Linked DNA regions of Homo sapiens: region 1 is linked to region 2. Evidence: chromatin loops called from intact Hi-C (ENCODE). Cell type or tissue: heart left ventricle. All regions are shown on one strand.

Region 1 (8,000 bases), 160 kb after region 2:
AAATGCATAAAGAGTAAATTCAGGTTAACATTCCAATTTAAAAATGGCCTGCAATTCCACCTAATAGAAATTGTACATAAGAACTATTAACCAGTTACCTAATGGAACATATCCTACACATTTTGTTGTTTTGTTTTGAGACACGGTCTCACTCTGTTGCCCAGGCCTGAGTGCAGTGGTGCAAACATAGCTCACTGCAGACCTGGATCTCCCAGGGACAAGTGATCCTCCCTCCTAAGCCTCCCAAGTAGCTGGGACTACACATTGTTGCCCAGGCTGGTCTCAAATTCCTGAGCTCAAGTGATCCTCCCACTTCGGCCTCCCAAAGTGCTGGGATTACAGTCATGACCCACCACACTGGGCCTCCCAGAATATTTTGGAGGTGGTAAGAGAACACAACACAACCAGATACCCTCTCAGGCTCACACAATGATCGCCAGTGCAAAATACTTCGGTAAACATTTTCCAGTAATAGTCTCTAGAGGGCAGACGGCACAGAAAACAATACCAAAAAACCCAACTCTCCTGGCAGAGGTTAACTAATGTATAACACATGTCTTAAAAAACGAAGCATTTATCTTTTTGCCCTAACATTGCTAAAAACAACCAACTCCTGTATTTACCTTCAAAGAGCAGAGCTGGAGAATAAGTGAAATCAGGTAAATGTTATCTGTGAGGATTCCTAAACTTCCATTAAGCAATTCTACTACTTCCATTTTTAAGGAAGTAAAATGATATTAAAAGGACATCTATTTATTATACTCAATGTCTTCCAGCTTGCAGATAAGGAAACGTATGCAGACTAGGAAATTTGCTTAGAAGTCACAAATCACTTTGTTATTCATCCCTGAGGCAGTATTTCTTCCAGAGAGAATATGGTAATTACCCAATTCCCACAATCTGGTATGGTCCCCTTTCCCTGCAATTGTAAGTCACTGCCTAAATGAGCCACTGTTAAAATGGGAATGTGCACTATGTATTAAGTGTGTACATGCATGCATGGAGCATACATTTCTGTTAGAGAAAGGAGGAAGAGGTAGGAAAGATGGGAAGACTGAAACCCACTGTTCTCAAAAGCAAAAGGATATAAACATCATCGTTAAACCTCATTATTTGCTCTAAGGATTTAGATTACAGTTATGCCATACAGCGAATTTTTCTTTAAGACACAAACAAACCACATTCTAAGAAAGTGATTAACATGAGGCCTGGCACGGTGGCTCACACCTGTAATCCCAGCACTTTGGGAGACCCAGGTGGGTGGATCACCTGAGGTCAGGAGTTTGAGACCAGCCTGGCCAACACGGTGAAACCTCATCTCTACTAAAAATATAAAAATTAGCCAGGCGTGGTGGTGGGCACCTGTAATCCCAGCTACGTGGGAGGCTGAGGCAGGAGAATCACTTGAACCCGGGAGGCGGAGGTTGCAGTGAGTCAAGATTGCGCCACTGCACTCCAGCCTGGGTGACAAGAGTAAGACTCCATCTCAAAAAAAAAAAAAAAAAAAAAGAAAAAAAAGAAAAGAAAGTTATTAGCGTGAAACTTGAAAGATACCTGGTTCCCTTTAAACTTGGGCTTTAGGGCTATGAAAAGGAGAATCCCAAGAGCCTGGTCTCAACTATGCTAATCATACTTGACACTGTGATTTGTCTAACTTATTTTCCAGTTACAAACTGGCATCCATTACTCCAAGACTTATCAGTCTCCTCTTCAAAAACAGTGCTTCTACTCATTTTAATCAAATTAGAACTATTAAATGAGCTCACTATTAAAGACGCATATGATATAAAAAGCAAAGGAGAGGCTGGGCACGGTGGCTCACACCTGTAATCACAGCACTTTGGGAAGCAGAGGCGGGCGGATCACGAGGTCAGAAGTTTGAGATCAGCCTGGCCAACACGGGGAAACCCGTGTCTACTGAAAATACAAAAATTAGCTGGGCGTGGTGGCGCATGGCTGTAATCCCAGCTACTCGGGAGGCTGAGGCAGGAGAATCACCTGAACCCAAGAGGCGGAGGTTGCAGTGAGCCAAGATCACACCACTGCACTCCAGCCTGGGTGAGAGAGTGAGACTCTGTCTCAAAAACAAATAAGCAAATGGGTGTGGTGGCTCACACCTGTAATCCCAGCACTTTGGGAGGCCGTGGGTGGATCACAAGGTCAAGAGGTCAAGACCATCCTGGCCAACATGGTGAAACCCCGTCTCTACTAAAAATACAAAAATTAGCCGGGCATGGTGGTGCGTGCCTGTAATCTCAGCTACTCAGGAGGCTGAGGCAGGAGAATCACTTGAACCTGGGAGGTGGAGGTTGCAGTGGGCCGGGATTACGCCACTGCACTCCAGCCTGGCAAGAGAGTGAGACTCCATCTCAAAGAAAAAAAACACAAAACAAAACAAAAAAGCAAAGACAAAAAAGCCACGGAAGGAGAACATATGTTCAATAAAATTTTTTTTCAAGCACTCAGTCAAGAGAAAATATAACATCAATACCTTTAAGCAAGTTCTCCTCACTTCTGTTCTTTGAACCAGGTAGGTCAATTATGTTTGTATTTTTAAAAATCCTTTTAAGTTGGAAAAGTGAACATTTCTTCTAAATTTTAATCATACTAGTTCCAAGGACCCTGAATTAGTTTGACACCAGCTGCTTATCCACATTGTCATTCTCTTAAAATACTCTTAATATGAACAACTAATTCTCTTAAAATTCTCTTAATATAAACAATATACTAAATTGGCCAATAAAAATCTTTGTATAGGAAACAAATGAGTTACCTTTAGTGTGATATACAATAGCAGCCCTCAGGTCAAAAGAACCCCAGCTATCATTCCTTTCTAGGCCTCTCTGGTATCTCTGTTCTTTGGCAGAGCCTAACAAAGTGTTCGTAGGAGAGGCCAGAGGATTTTGACTTTCTATCTCGTAGTCCTTTGAGAGAAACACTAAAGCACCTTGACTACTGGTGTCTGCTTTCTGCAGGTCACCTATATGACTGGGTTCCAAGGATAAGGCTCCACTCTCACTAGTAGTCCCAGATTTTAGAATGCTACCCAGAACTTGAGGACTAGTCCGTTTCTCCAGCTCGTAAGCCTTGGGAAACACAGGATGCTCAGTTCCTGAGGGAATTATTTCAGCACCCTGTGAAACCAAAGTAGCAGGATATTCTCCTTGAAATGTCACCTCCATCACTTTATGCTCTGATGACTTCCCAGTAACAGTCTCAGGGCCAGCACTGGGCTCATTTATAAATGATAAACCCCACTGATTCTGGAAGATATCCCCCAGGTTTTGCTGATCTGTCTGAGAGGGCAGATCCACTTGTGCTGTGCTCAACAGCATAGTTTGCATATTTGAAGGATAGATAAAAAGGCTAGTCTTAATTTGTTCAACAGCTGCTGAAGTTAGACTCATGTCCTGGAGAACTGAATCTGTCCCAGAAGAGATGGGTGTTAGAGTATTAGCAGCAGTAGTTAGCAGTGGCTGACCCCCTGGAGGATAAACATTTCCATCAGTCCCTGCTAAAACAGGCCCATTAGAAAAGTTGGCAGAAGTAACAGATTTCAGCGCTGACATAGGGACCTGGGATAAGCGACTTGATGATTGGGTCTGAGTTTCCCCGGTAGATGATGAAGATGATGAAGATGAAGTTGGTGACACAGAAGAGTTCTGTATAGTTTTGTTGAGGTTTTCCTTAACTTTGCTTGCATAACTTATTTTAGGAACTATTTTAGCACTGCTATTGTCCACTGGAAAAACTGGGGGTGGTTTAAATAGGGTCCACGAGTCCTCTTTGGAGGCAACAGCTGAAGCATGCTTTCCTTTGGGCCGATCATCAAACTTTTTGCTGCTCACACCAGGTTTACTATCTGAGCTTTTCCGAAGCATATCACCCACAGCAGGTTTTCCTCGACTTGTTCCTCCAGGCCCAGTTTCATACTTCCAAATGGGCTTCGAACCATCTACTCGATTTCCCTTTTGTTCACTATAGTCAGGCTTGAAAGTTTCAAGTCCCTGTTTTAAGGTTGGGACACTGGTCTCTTGTTGCATTATTTTGTCCTGCACTATATTAAGGTTTTCACAACCCTTGGCACTATTGCGCCTAGCTTTCCTTTTTTTAGGAGTTGTATATCCGCTCTCAGATCCACTACCATCATTATCTGCTCCTTTACCCATATAACCATTAGTAATATAACCAGAATTATTTGTTACCACACCATTTGGAATTGGTATAGTATCAGACTTATCTACAGACTGATTCTCTCCAGATTTATTTTCATAAGACTTCCCATTCTTTTTGTCCATACTGTTTTTCTGAATGAAATTCTTGGTTTTAATTCCTGCTTTCCCAAAGGTGTTGGCCTTTACAGTCTGCTTCAGGCTAGTGTCTACAACTTGCTGGTTGCCATTGAGGACCCTGGAAATAGGGTTGGTGGCTTCATCAGAACTCAGGTTCTTTAAAGATATTTCTCTTTCTCCAGCATTACCGTTTAGTTCACCATAGCCTAGGGGAGGGGAAAAAAAGGATTAAAAAAAAAAATCACAACATGTAAATTACACTAATACCTAACATTTAAGAACTATTTACTGTATGCTAGACACTATGCTATGAGCTGTAGCTTTATATTATTTCACATCTCTATGAGAAGACACCTGTCAGCCCCATTTTACAGACTAGGAAATGCAACCTACTGCTAAGCAAAGCAAGAGGTAGAACTCAGCGAAGATTCAAACCAAAGTCTGAGGCCAGAGAAGACAAGACCTCTTAAGCAGTATGCCAAATACCTCTCATCTAACAGAATCAATCTACCCATCACTCTCACAAGGCTGTTATAAAATTTTCTTTTTTCAAGACGGAGTCTCACTCTGTCGCCCAGGCTGGAGTGCAGTGGCGCTATCTCCGCTCACTGTAAGCTCCACCTCCCGGGCTCACGCCATTCTCCTGCCTCAGCCTCCAGAGTAGCTGGGACTACAGGCGCCCACCACCACGCTCGGCTAATTCTTTTTGTATTTTTAGTAGAGACAGGATTTCACCATGTTAGCCAGGATGGTCTCGATCTCCTGACCTTGTGATCCGCCCGTCTCGGCCTCCCGAAGTGCTAGGATTACAGGCGTGAGCCACACGCCCGGCCTAAAATTTTCTTTACAATTCAGAGCAGAGATGCCCTCTGGGCAAAAATCAAGTTTTATTGAAACAGTAATTATTACAAGGAAATTAAAGACTTCATTTCTACAAAACCATAAATAGCTGGTAGTCACTATCAGCAGTTTCCAAGGCATCTATCAGACAAATATCTAACACTTGTCAACTTTTTCTAAAGTATTCTTAAATTTCATTTTGACATTTCCCAGATATTGGATATTGTTAATACGTGAAACCAAAATATCTACGTACCAATGTTTCCAACCTTTATAAAACATACTTTCTTCATTTTACATTTAGATAAAAAGACTTTAAGAGAGATGAAGTAAATTGCCCAAGTCAAAGTGACAGAACTGGAAATCTGACCGCCAGTCTATCTGCAATCCATGGTTTCCTATCACTATGTAATACTGCCTTGACTCAAAAGATGCAATGAGAAAATATTTACTAACAAAACAACAATAAAAAGAATCCAATTTTTTAGTGTTATGGTATTCAGGTTTAATTAAAAGTCTTCAACTGCCAGTGGATCATGTCTGTAAACATAGCACTTTGGGAGGGCCAAGGCAGGCAGACTGCTGGAGTTCAAGACCAGCCTGGGCAACATGGAGAAACCCTGTCTCTACTACAAATACAAAAATTAGCTGGGCGTGGGGCATGTGCCTATACTCCCAGCTGGGGGAGCTGAGGGAGGAGGATAGCTTGAACCCAGGAGGTCGAGGCTGCAGTGAACATGCACTGAGATGGCACAACTGCCTTCTAGCTTGAGTGACAAAGTGAGACCCTCTTTCAAGAAGAAAAGAAAAAAAAACCTTCAACTACCATAAAAAGTCAATTCTATTATAGGTGATTCAAATAGTTTTCCACTGTAACAAAATGGTGCTATTAGTTATCTACCTTTTTATGAAATGTTCATAAAAGCATCTTGAGGTCAAGTCATTAGAAACAGATATACAGGCCGGGTGCAGTGGCTAATGCCTATAATCCCAGCACTTTGGGAGGCCAAGGTGGGTGGATCATTTGAGGTCAGGAGTTCAGGACCAGCCTGACCAACATGGTGAAACCCCGTCTCTACTAAAAATACAAAATTGGCCAGGCATGGTGGTGCACGCCTGTAATCCCAGCTACTTGGGAGGCTGAGGCAGGAGAATGGCTTGAATCCGGGAGGCAGAGGTTGCAGTGAGCCCACATTGGGCCACTGCACCCCAGCCTGGGCAACAAGAGCAAAATTCCACTTCCAAAAAAAAGAAAAAAGAAAGATACACAATAGAAGGACACTCCACACACATTTAAGGCAGCAGGAAGTGAGGAGTCTAATAGGAATACTGCCATTTTTATAAGTCTGAGAACCATTGTTCCAAAATAAATTAATGGAGAAGTCTATTAGATTCACAACAGGACTTACTCATTCTACATTAGAAAAAAAAGTACAAATACTAAAACTGAACAAATAAAGGCATTTTCTTCTCCTGTATTAAAGTAACCCAAGAAAACATACTCAAGGCATAATCATTCCTAAAACAGACTGGCACAAAACTTGTACCACGAGAGAATACATCTTATAACAGTTATTTTTTTTCTTTTTTTGAGACAGATTCTCGCTCTGTGGCCCAGGTTGAAGTGCAGTGATGTGATCCCAGCTCACCACAACCTCCGCCTCCCAGATTCTCCTGACTCAGCCTCCAGAGTAGCTGGGATTACAGGCATGCACCACGATGCCCAGTTCCGCCACGTTGGCCTGGCTGGTTTCGAACTCCTGACCTCAAGTGATCTGCCCGCCTGGGCCTCCCAAAGTGCTGGGATTACAGGTGAGAGCCACCACACCGGCCTCTTAGATTTCTTAGAACTCTTAAGAGTTCTTAGATTCCACAGGGTTACATTTTTAAAAATTTTTTGGCTGCTGGAAAAGCTATGATAGCCAATCAAATCAAATTTTTGGTGGCACAATTTTAACTATGAAACAGCAAGAAAGAGATTATTGCTTAGGATGTTTTCTAAAAGCTTTTTTCCTCAGAAAAATCCCAGGCACAGTGGCTCACATCTGTAATCCCAGCACTTTAGGATCCCAGGCAGGTGGATCACTTGAGGTCAGGAGTTTGAGACCAGTCCGGCCAACATGGTGAAGTCCTATCTCTACTAAAAAAAAGAAAAAAAAAATCAGCTGGGCATGGTAGCATATGCCTGTAATCCCAGCTGAGACAGGAGATTCGCTTGAATCCAGGAGGCAGAGGTTGCAGTGAGCCGAGATCATGCCACTGCACTGCACTCCAGCCTGGGCCACAGAGTAAGGCTGTGTCTCAAAAAAAAAAAAAAGAAAGAAAGAAAGAAAGAAAGAAAAGCATAAAGTTCCTAAATAAAGGCTCTTCTCATCATTTTTAACAGATATAACTTTATCTCCTTACCTAACTCTGGATAAGACCTACCTGTATCATTTAATATGCTAACAGGTTAAACAAAGGTTTGTATCCTTGGGCCCATTAGTCACAACTTTTCAGATTTCAATTAAAGATGAGCAATCTGAAATAGCAAAAAATCCAATCTCCAAACTGAGCTGAACCAAAGCTAACAAGAATAATTCTTCCTAAGATTACTAGTATGTAGCGACTCAGATACTGGAAATCACCAAACAATGAAAAAACGGCTTAGAAGCCACTGTGCTCCCGCCCGCAAGTTTTAATAACAAAAAAAAAAAAAAAAAAGAAAAGAAAATCTTGTTTAACTACATAAAGTTTTTCTCATGACAACCTTGTGATATGTATGAAGTATGCTGGAAAGAAATTTTCTTTTTAAATAGTAGATATTTAAGAAAAATGTAAACATTATAGAATAAATTTAAGAAATTAAAGGATTCCTAGCGCTTTATT
Region 2 (8,000 bases):
CAGCACTCTCACCTGAATGGAGGCTGAGGCCACCTGGCCAGCTTGGTCAAAGTCCAGGGAGAGGATCTGGGAGAAGCGGGTGGCATTGCCATTAATGATGGTGGGGCTGTTCCCAAAGGCTTCCAGGAGGGTGTACAGAGCCTGCCACTTCTCCACTGCAGAATACAGGCCCAAGGGGATATCAGGAAAGCCAGGGGCAGCTTATCCCCCAGCTAGGAGCTACCCCAGAGGTATGAAGGCTTGGGGCCATTCAGACCAGAACTGCCCGTGGACAGAGGGGTTTCGGGGGGATGGAAAGGCCAGGGAGAAAAAGAGCTGGCACTTAAGAGGGTGCTCTCTCCTCACTCCCCTCCCCTCACCCCACTTTCAGTTTTCTCCCTTGTCCCTGCCTCACCAGAAAACACCTTGTTCCCGCTGATGCCCGCGATGGTGGCCAGGTACTGCACCAGATGCTGGCAGCTGGTGGTCTTGCCACTGCCACTACTGCCCAGGAGGATGATTGACTGATCCTGACGGCTCATCAGCATCGCCCTGTATGCGGTCTGGGCCACTGCATAGATGTGGGGTGCCATGTCCTCCCGCCGACAACCCTTGAACATGTGCATCACCTTGGGCAGGAGAGCAAGGGAGAGAAGGGGTTGGCTCTTAGCTGATCCCATTAAGACACCCCTCACCCCCAAGGTCCACATCTTTCTGGATTTTCCCTCCTGTAGTGCCCAGGGATTCCAAGGCCAAGGCCATGCATGGAAATGAAGACACTAAGTCCTGGACTCCATCAAAGGTTGTGGGGAGGTCCTGTCCCCCATCTCTTGAAATGACTCCTCTTCCCAAGGTCAACTGTGAGAGTGGACAGGAGCCCAGTGGGGTGCCACAGGGGAAGGGCAGAGAGCCAGGGCAGGGGGTGGGACCAGGAGTCTGCAGGGTAGCCTTGAGGGTGCTGCACCTTCTCAGAGTACACAGCAGGGGCCCCACGGGGGCCAAGAACCAGCAGGCTGGGGCCAGCATACGTGTGCAGCAGGCTAGCGCCATAGCGCTGGCGCAAGGTGTGCAGGACGCTGGACTCATTGAGGTACACCAGTGAGGCCAGATCCTCCAGACGGTCGCAGGAGGGAGCATTAGCCTGTGTGGGAGGACAGGCGGGTGGGTATTAGAGCAGCAGAGCCCATCTCCGCTGCCAGAGGATGGGCCTGCCCTGCCCAGTGCACTCCTGAGCCTCCTCCCCCACACCCAGCCCCCTGCCCACCTACCTTCTCAACGTCATCCTCATCCACATCCAGGATGGCCCCATCGTGGTCCAGCTTCACACGCACCTTCCCCTCAGGCAAGTTGAGCTCCTCAGATTTGAGTTGACTGGCTGCAGGGGAGGGACAGACAGCTGGGATGGGCCTGGGAAGCCTCTGCTACTCCACTTGGGAACTTCTCGGTCCTATCCTCCCCCCCACTGCATCACCAGCCTCTCCTTGCTCACTGCTCAGCCCTCACCAGATGCAGAAGGCACATTCGCTGCCCAGCCCTGAGACCAGTGAGTCCTGACATGTGCCCCCAGACCCTCTGAGACTCACCCAGTGAGAAGCCGTCCCTATGGACCAGCCACACCTTCTCCGTCTCATTCCAGGCCTCTTCTGCTGCAATCTGTTCTTCTGTTTTCGCCTGTCAGAGAGAGAGAAGAATAAACAGGCCCTGCTATGGAAGACAGGGACAAGGACAGCCGTAGAGGGGAGACAAGTGAGGGCATGGGCTTTGAGACAAGCCACTGGGCAAGGAATGAGTTAGGTGACAGACACAGAACACAGGGACATCAGAGGTGTCTGGGAAAGAGGGTGGGGAAGCTAGGAGGCAAGGGTGGCTCTAAGGAGCCCTGAGGACAGGACACAAAGGCTAGAGACCGTACCATCAGTGAGGGTCTGGCAAGACAGGGACACAGGGATCTTGTGCCCAGGAAAGAGGAGACCCCAGGAAAGCAAATCACCAGGTTCTCCCTCAGCCACCCTCTGCTCCTCCACCCTGTCAAGCCCAGGAGATCAGTGTCCTGAGTCCAAGGCCCTAGACCCTAGCCACAGCTACTAGGATCTTCCGTGCCCAGCTTCTCCCTTCATCCAAATGATAGGGCCTCCTTTGCCAAGCTGGGAGAGGGCATGTCCTCAGATCTCAGCGGGGAGTCGCCTGGACTTCGCAGTACAGAATGATAGGTGGGCTCAGAGCCCTGGCCTCAGCCCTGGCCCTCCCCTCCAGAGGGTGCTCTACCCGGACCGGGGGACAGTGCCCAGGTGCACACATCAGCCTCCCTGCTCCTTCTCCATGCCGCCATCAGCAAAGACCCCTGTCACACAGACCTAGTGGACACGCTAATGCCATACAAAGGCACGAGGCAGTGCGGCCAGAGATATGGGGGTAGGGGCAGCCCTGCCCTGTCAAACACAGGGAGAGGCTTACACGTTATACAGATGGGCACAGGAGTGGTGTAAAGGGGCTAGAAGCCCCCAGAGGCCTCAGGAGGTCACCAACTCAGACATAAGCATTCATAGGTACTGACGGTGTGGGGCTGTCAAACCTGGCACCCTCTAAGAAGGACACTTGAACTGGGAAGAAACGGTGTCTGGGGGAGCTGGGGAAACAGACGAGGGACCCAGGGCCCATCGGGCTCCTCTTGTTGTGTGTGGGCGAAATGGCAGCAAGGTCATCCCGTGCCCCGGGTGGGGGATGGGCACCCCAGTGGCATGGACCCACCCTCAGGTTAGCCCGAGCCCCTACACTCTCGGAGGGCCCCAGCTGTGAGGCACAGTCAGCCTGAAACCTGAGGCCCAGGCATGGACACTGGCTGGGTCCTGACCCCCTGGGTGAGAAATCAGGAAAAGATAAGAAAACATAAGAAGTATGTTCTTTGTCACATTTCTTGGAGTTGAAAGTAAAGGAGACGTGGGCTCTCCTCTCAGGTTGGCTTCTGGCTTTAGACAGATCCCTCCAGTGCTGGACGGCCCTTCCCCAGATTGGAGTAGGAGGGCTGGGCTGCACCAGTGGCTCCCAGATCTCCGGGTTTCATGGACCCATGAAATAACTCTGAATAGGAGGATCACCACGTGGCTGGCCACATTTTGGTGTGTTAAGTGAGGACATTAAAAAGGCTAGTTCTTTATATTTGAAGAACTATAACTATAAAAATCATGGCCAGGTGCAGTGGCTCACACCTGTAATCACAGCACTTTGGGAGGCTGAGGTGGGTGGATCACGAGGTCAGGAGATCGAGACCATCCTGGCTAACACAGTGAAACCCTGTCTCCACTAAAAATACAAAAAATTAGCTGGGCATGGTGGCGGGCACCTGTAGTCCCAGCTACTTGGGAGGCTGAGGCAGGAGAATGGCGTGAACCCAGGAGGTGGAGCTTGCAGTGAGCCGAGATTGCGCCACTGCAGTTCAGCCTGGGCGACAGAGCGAGACTCCATCTCAAAAAAAAAAAAAATCATTACAATGTTGTATATATATATTTTTTCTCAAATCACATAAGACAGGGGAGACCTTTATGTTGAATAGACACCTTCTATGGGCCAGGTATTTGGGGACTGATGAATAAGGTGACATCATAGCCTGTAACTAACTCCCTTAAAGCTCATCTGAAAATGGGTTTCTCACATTGGCCAGGAGGTGGAGACAGAGAATGTCTCACGTTCAGGCATGGGCTGGGAAGAGGGCAGAGATTCTGCCTTTCCAGCTTTCTCTCTCCAGAGTGAGCAGAGTTGAAACACCTAGAACTCAACCAGGCCCCCCTTGGGCTCCAGTGGCTGAGAACCACATGCCACATGGGCCCAACTTGAAGGGCGACACTCGGTCTAGATGCTCCCCAGGGGCCTGACACAGAGCTGCACCATCTCAAGCTCCCGGCACTACCTCCCGCTGGGGTCCTCCCAGACACAGGGTGGGAGCCTGGAGGGGAAAGAGGCCTTACACTCCAGCAGGAGGCCCGAGCACAGACGCCAGCCCAGGTGCAGGCCAGTGGGGCTAGGTGGTCACTGGAGGGAGCGGAGGGCTCCTGAGTGGGGGGAGAGCACCCTACCTGGCTGTGGGCATGAGAGGCGGCCTCAGAGTCCAGCTACCGACAGCAAGCAAAGGAGAGAGAGAGAAGAAGGGTGAAGATAAGCAGACCACTGGCACGCCCCCTTCAGCAAGTGCTCCTGAGTCAAGTGGGCCGGCACTCTCTAGTTGTCCAAGGCTCGGGGTGAAGGTGGGGGAGCTTGGTGCCAGGACCTGGGACCTGGCCTGAGCAGGTGAACTGCACCCAGTCAAGGAGAGGCCAGGAAGGTGAAGAGACACTAGTGACCATCAGGCCTCTCAGAGGAGATGCTCCTCTAAGTCATTCCCGGTGGCCCGGGCAGGAGTCTGCCACTCTGCCTCTGGCCGCAGTCTCTCCTGGGCTGGCCATCCGGTCTATTCTGAATCAGGCTCCCTCTTCTGTGTGTCTACCAGGTCAGGCCACCTCACCACACCCAAGGCCTGGGCCCCCTGCCAGCCTCTTGCCTTATCTCCAGAGCATTTCTCAGCCTAGCTCCCCTGTGGCCACCAGCACAGAGCTGTTCCTTGCCTTCTAACACAGCCCAAGGGTGCCACTCCCTAGGCCAAGGGCTGTGTTCAGAGCTGTCGCCCTGCACCTCTCATAGAACACAGCTCCCAGCAGCTTGCAGTCTAGAATCTCTTCCTCAACCCCGACGTACCCTATAGCACTCCCACCTCTGCCAGCCAGGCACACCGACCCCATCTAGATCCAACCTGGGGACCACTTGACAGCTGCCCAAGAGCAAAGGCACTGTGGGCAAACCCTGTGGCCAGCCGTGACCTCTCTGGTTACTTAAAGCCCTGAAAAGCCTTTCTGGGGAGGAAGGCAAGTCAACCAGGACTTGGATGTTACCTGTTAGAAATCGGCAAGGAGTTATCAGGCCCCACCTGGGTCTAGAGAGCCAGGTCACCAAAAATAGCGACAGCAACCTTCCTTACCACCCGCCAGGCCCTGACACCAACACATGTCCTCGAGGCAGGACAATGTGGCCAGAGAAAGGGACTGGGCCCTGAGCGAGGAGGGGTGCCCTCCCACATGCACAGGACTTTGGGCTCTCTGGAGGAACCACTCTCCCCAGAGCACTTCTCTCATTTCTTTAAGAGAGAGCCCAACATGAGGGCCCACAGGCCGCCATGGAGCCATCTTCATGGTCAGCGCGCCTACAGACACACACAGGGTCCTGCCGCCAGCCTCAGGAAGAGGGCGGCCAGGGACTGGGACCCACACACAAGAGTGGCATTACAGAAGCTGTGAAGATCCTCTCCAGCCGCTGGTGGGCCTCTTCCACGGGGGTCAGCTGGACCTTGGCAGCTCCTGCCTAAAGGTTAAACCACTATTAGTCCCAGCCCAGAAATGGAGAGGCCACAGCATGCGGAGCTCCCAGCCCAGGAAGCCACTGGGACCCACTAGGGAAGGGGAGCAGCGCCAGGGAGCAAGCCGCGCGGCAATCTGAGTTTTTAAACCATCAGATTAGAAAAAAAAGAACAAGTGCCTGGGAGTTCTGGGGTTATTTCTTCCCACCTGCCTATCTTGAGCACCAAATGGCCCTATTATCCCACTTGCCCTCTGGACCCTTCCCCAGGCCCAGGTGACAGGTGGCTAAACTCCAGGTCAGGGCATGTCTCAGCTCCCATCTCCTCCCTTGTGAGAGGAGGAGGGACGGGGAGGAGGGACGGGGAGGAGGGAGGGGAGGGCAGCCGCCCGGGAACAGGACCACGACACTCCCCACCTGCTTATGGGTTCTCCAGAGCGACCAACAGTTCTGCCCATACCCTGCCCAAAATGCCCATGCCAGCTCCTCCCTGTGAGCAGGAACAGGCACTTCCCTGATTCACAGAGTGGGCCAGGTGGGTGGGGGAAGCGGCGGCTGGCTTTTCTCTAAGTGCTGCAATGCCCAGGAAGAATGGGGAGCAACAAGGCTCCCCAGGTCCCAGGAGGTAACAGTCAGGGAGGGCCTCAAGGCCTCTCAGGCTATTCCCCCATACCCTCCAGACCCCTCTCCTTCCAGCCAGAAGGAGCCTGCATGAGCACAGGGAAGTAGTGGCAAAACTTGATGCTCCTCTCCCACACCCTGGGAGGCCTCAGCAGGGTCCAAAAAAGGGAAGCTTGAAGAGAACTGTCCCCAACTCAGAGGCCAGCCAAGAAGGCAACACTTTCCAAGGGAAAGAGGCTGGACTGACCCTCCCTCCTGCTTCTCAGCCTCCTGCCCCACCCAGAGAACACTTTCTGGGAAGATAGGGTTGCCCCTATATCCCAAGGGGCCCACTGTACCCATCTGCCATCCAAGCACAGGGCTCCTCAAGAGTCCTGCTGCCAGATGGTCATGCTGGCCAGGCCTAAAGAAGGCAGTGATGGCAGTGAGGGCATCAATAACAACTGTTATTAGCACCACTATCAACGCTACCATTTATGGAGCACCCACCATGCCAGGGACCGGCTTGGAGCATTATCTGTATCATTTCTAATCTTCTGGTTACTTAAAACCCTTATTAACCCTTATTTGCAATTCCAAAATCCCAAAAGCCCCCCCAAACAAAATATTTTTCTTAACTATTTTGGCGGCAAAACCTGGCAGTTTATCCTCTATGCCCCTGTAGTGTGAATATTCATAGATTTTGCTTTGGAAATATTAATGTTTGTTACACGTTGTTGCTCATTATGTATACTGTATGGCACTAAAATACAAAGATTACTAATTTCCAAAATACTGCCACACCCAGGGTATCAGAGAAGAAATTTTGGACCTGTATTATCCCCACTCAACAGAGGAAGTCTGAGATGGGACTTTGCTGAGGTCCCAGGGGATGAGTGGCTGGGAATGCAAGCCCAGATCCCTGACTTGAGAAAACAGTCTTTCCTCCTGGAACTGATCTGCTGAGACTCTGATCCTCGGGTTTGGGTCTCAGGCCTCAAGCTGGCGCCATGTAGCTGGGGACCAGGCCCTGACTCCCTATGGCAAGGCCAACATGCTGCTTAGCAGTTTCCATCCCAGCCGCCAGGCCAGAGCCCAGGCAACTGCAGGGTCCGCATTGGGTTAGGGAAAGCCATGCAGCCCCTGCCGGCCATCAGCACACGACCCTGGGCCCAGCCTCTCGGTCATGCGGGGTTCGCTGAGGTCGCTTGGGGAAGCCGGCTGTGAGGGTGCCTGGCCCTTGAGCTAGGGTGGTGAGGGGCAGGAGCGGTTAGTGACACACTCTTGTACCTCCTGCTTCACACCAGGGACTGGTGACTTGGACTGCTGCTCTCCAGTGAGGTCTGACTTCGGGCCGGTGGAGCCTGGGGTCACCAGCTCTTCCGGTGGGGCTGGGGAGCGCTGCTTCTTTGGGGCTTCAGGCTTGGCTGGGGATCCTGCTTTCTCAGGGGAGTCTGCCCAGTCTGGGGAGCCTGGCTCCTGGCTGGAGGGCTTCTCCCCCTTCCCAGAAGACTGCTTGCCGCGGGCCTTGTGCTCCTTGCCCCTGCCCCGAGACATCAGGCTCCGCAGGCCCAGGGAGAGCTCATCCTTGGCTGCCTCCTTCTTCACTTCAGGCTTAGGCGGAGCAGGGGGAGGTGGGGGAGGGGGTGGCGGCTTGGGACTAGAAGCTGCCTTTTCTCCCCTCTTGCTTCGAGTCGGGTGCTCGGGGGACTTGACTCCTCTGCCTGGGGTCTCCTTGGCATTCCCAAGCTCCTCGCTGGGCAGCACCTTACTCACCACCTTCCTCACTGCATTTGCCACCCGCTTCCGGGACAGGCCCTGGGCCTCTTCGCTTAGGCCTTCTGCTGTGGCAGCTCCCGGGCCGTTCATGGCGAGTGTGGGTGCAGGGCTCCTGGCTCTCTGGGAAGTCTCTGGGGGTATCGGGCTGGTGGGAGGCTGAGGACTCCTAGATGGGCCACTGCCTTCCTTTGAGCTGCCCTCTAGCTACAGTCATACAAATACAGGTAGACATTAGCATCACCCCTGCAGCCCTGCCCATCCCA

What was found. Hi-C counts contacts between places; a loop is a spot of excess contacts. Peaks named below come from ENCODE experiments on the same cell type or tissue, not always from the same donor. Only the 100,000 strongest peaks of a DNase experiment are listed, where the experiment ranks them.
Region 1: it touches region 2 in a loop (4-fold over the local background); 13 of 110 quality-filtered maps call a loop at or near these places.

What each region holds. Positions count from the first base shown.
Region 1 is chr17:29,283,219-29,291,218 of GRCh38, forward strand. It overlaps NUFIP2 (nuclear FMR1 interacting protein 2), which reads right to left. Exons shown (of 4, transcript NM_020772.3): 2 at 2,774-4,498. Among named protein-coding and RNA genes, the nearest start is that of NUFIP2, 6.9 kb to the right of the region's middle. RefSeq lists enhancers at 6,382-6,882, 6,883-7,383. In heart left ventricle, a CTCF peak has its summit at 526 (motif pointing right); no DNase peak of the experiment used is centred here; H3K4me3 peaks cover 220 bases.
Region 2 is chr17:29,120,604-29,128,603 of GRCh38, forward strand. It overlaps MYO18A (myosin XVIIIA), which reads right to left. Exons shown (of 42, transcript NM_078471.4): 3 at 1,563-1,650; 4 at 1,248-1,354; 5 at 944-1,120; 6 at 395-608; 7 at 13-155. Among named protein-coding and RNA genes, the nearest start is that of MYO18A, 56 kb to the right of the region's middle. RefSeq lists an enhancer at 6,874-7,409. In heart left ventricle, a CTCF peak has its summit at 3,640 (motif pointing right); a DNase peak (open chromatin) is centred at 4,496; H3K27ac peaks cover 840 bases.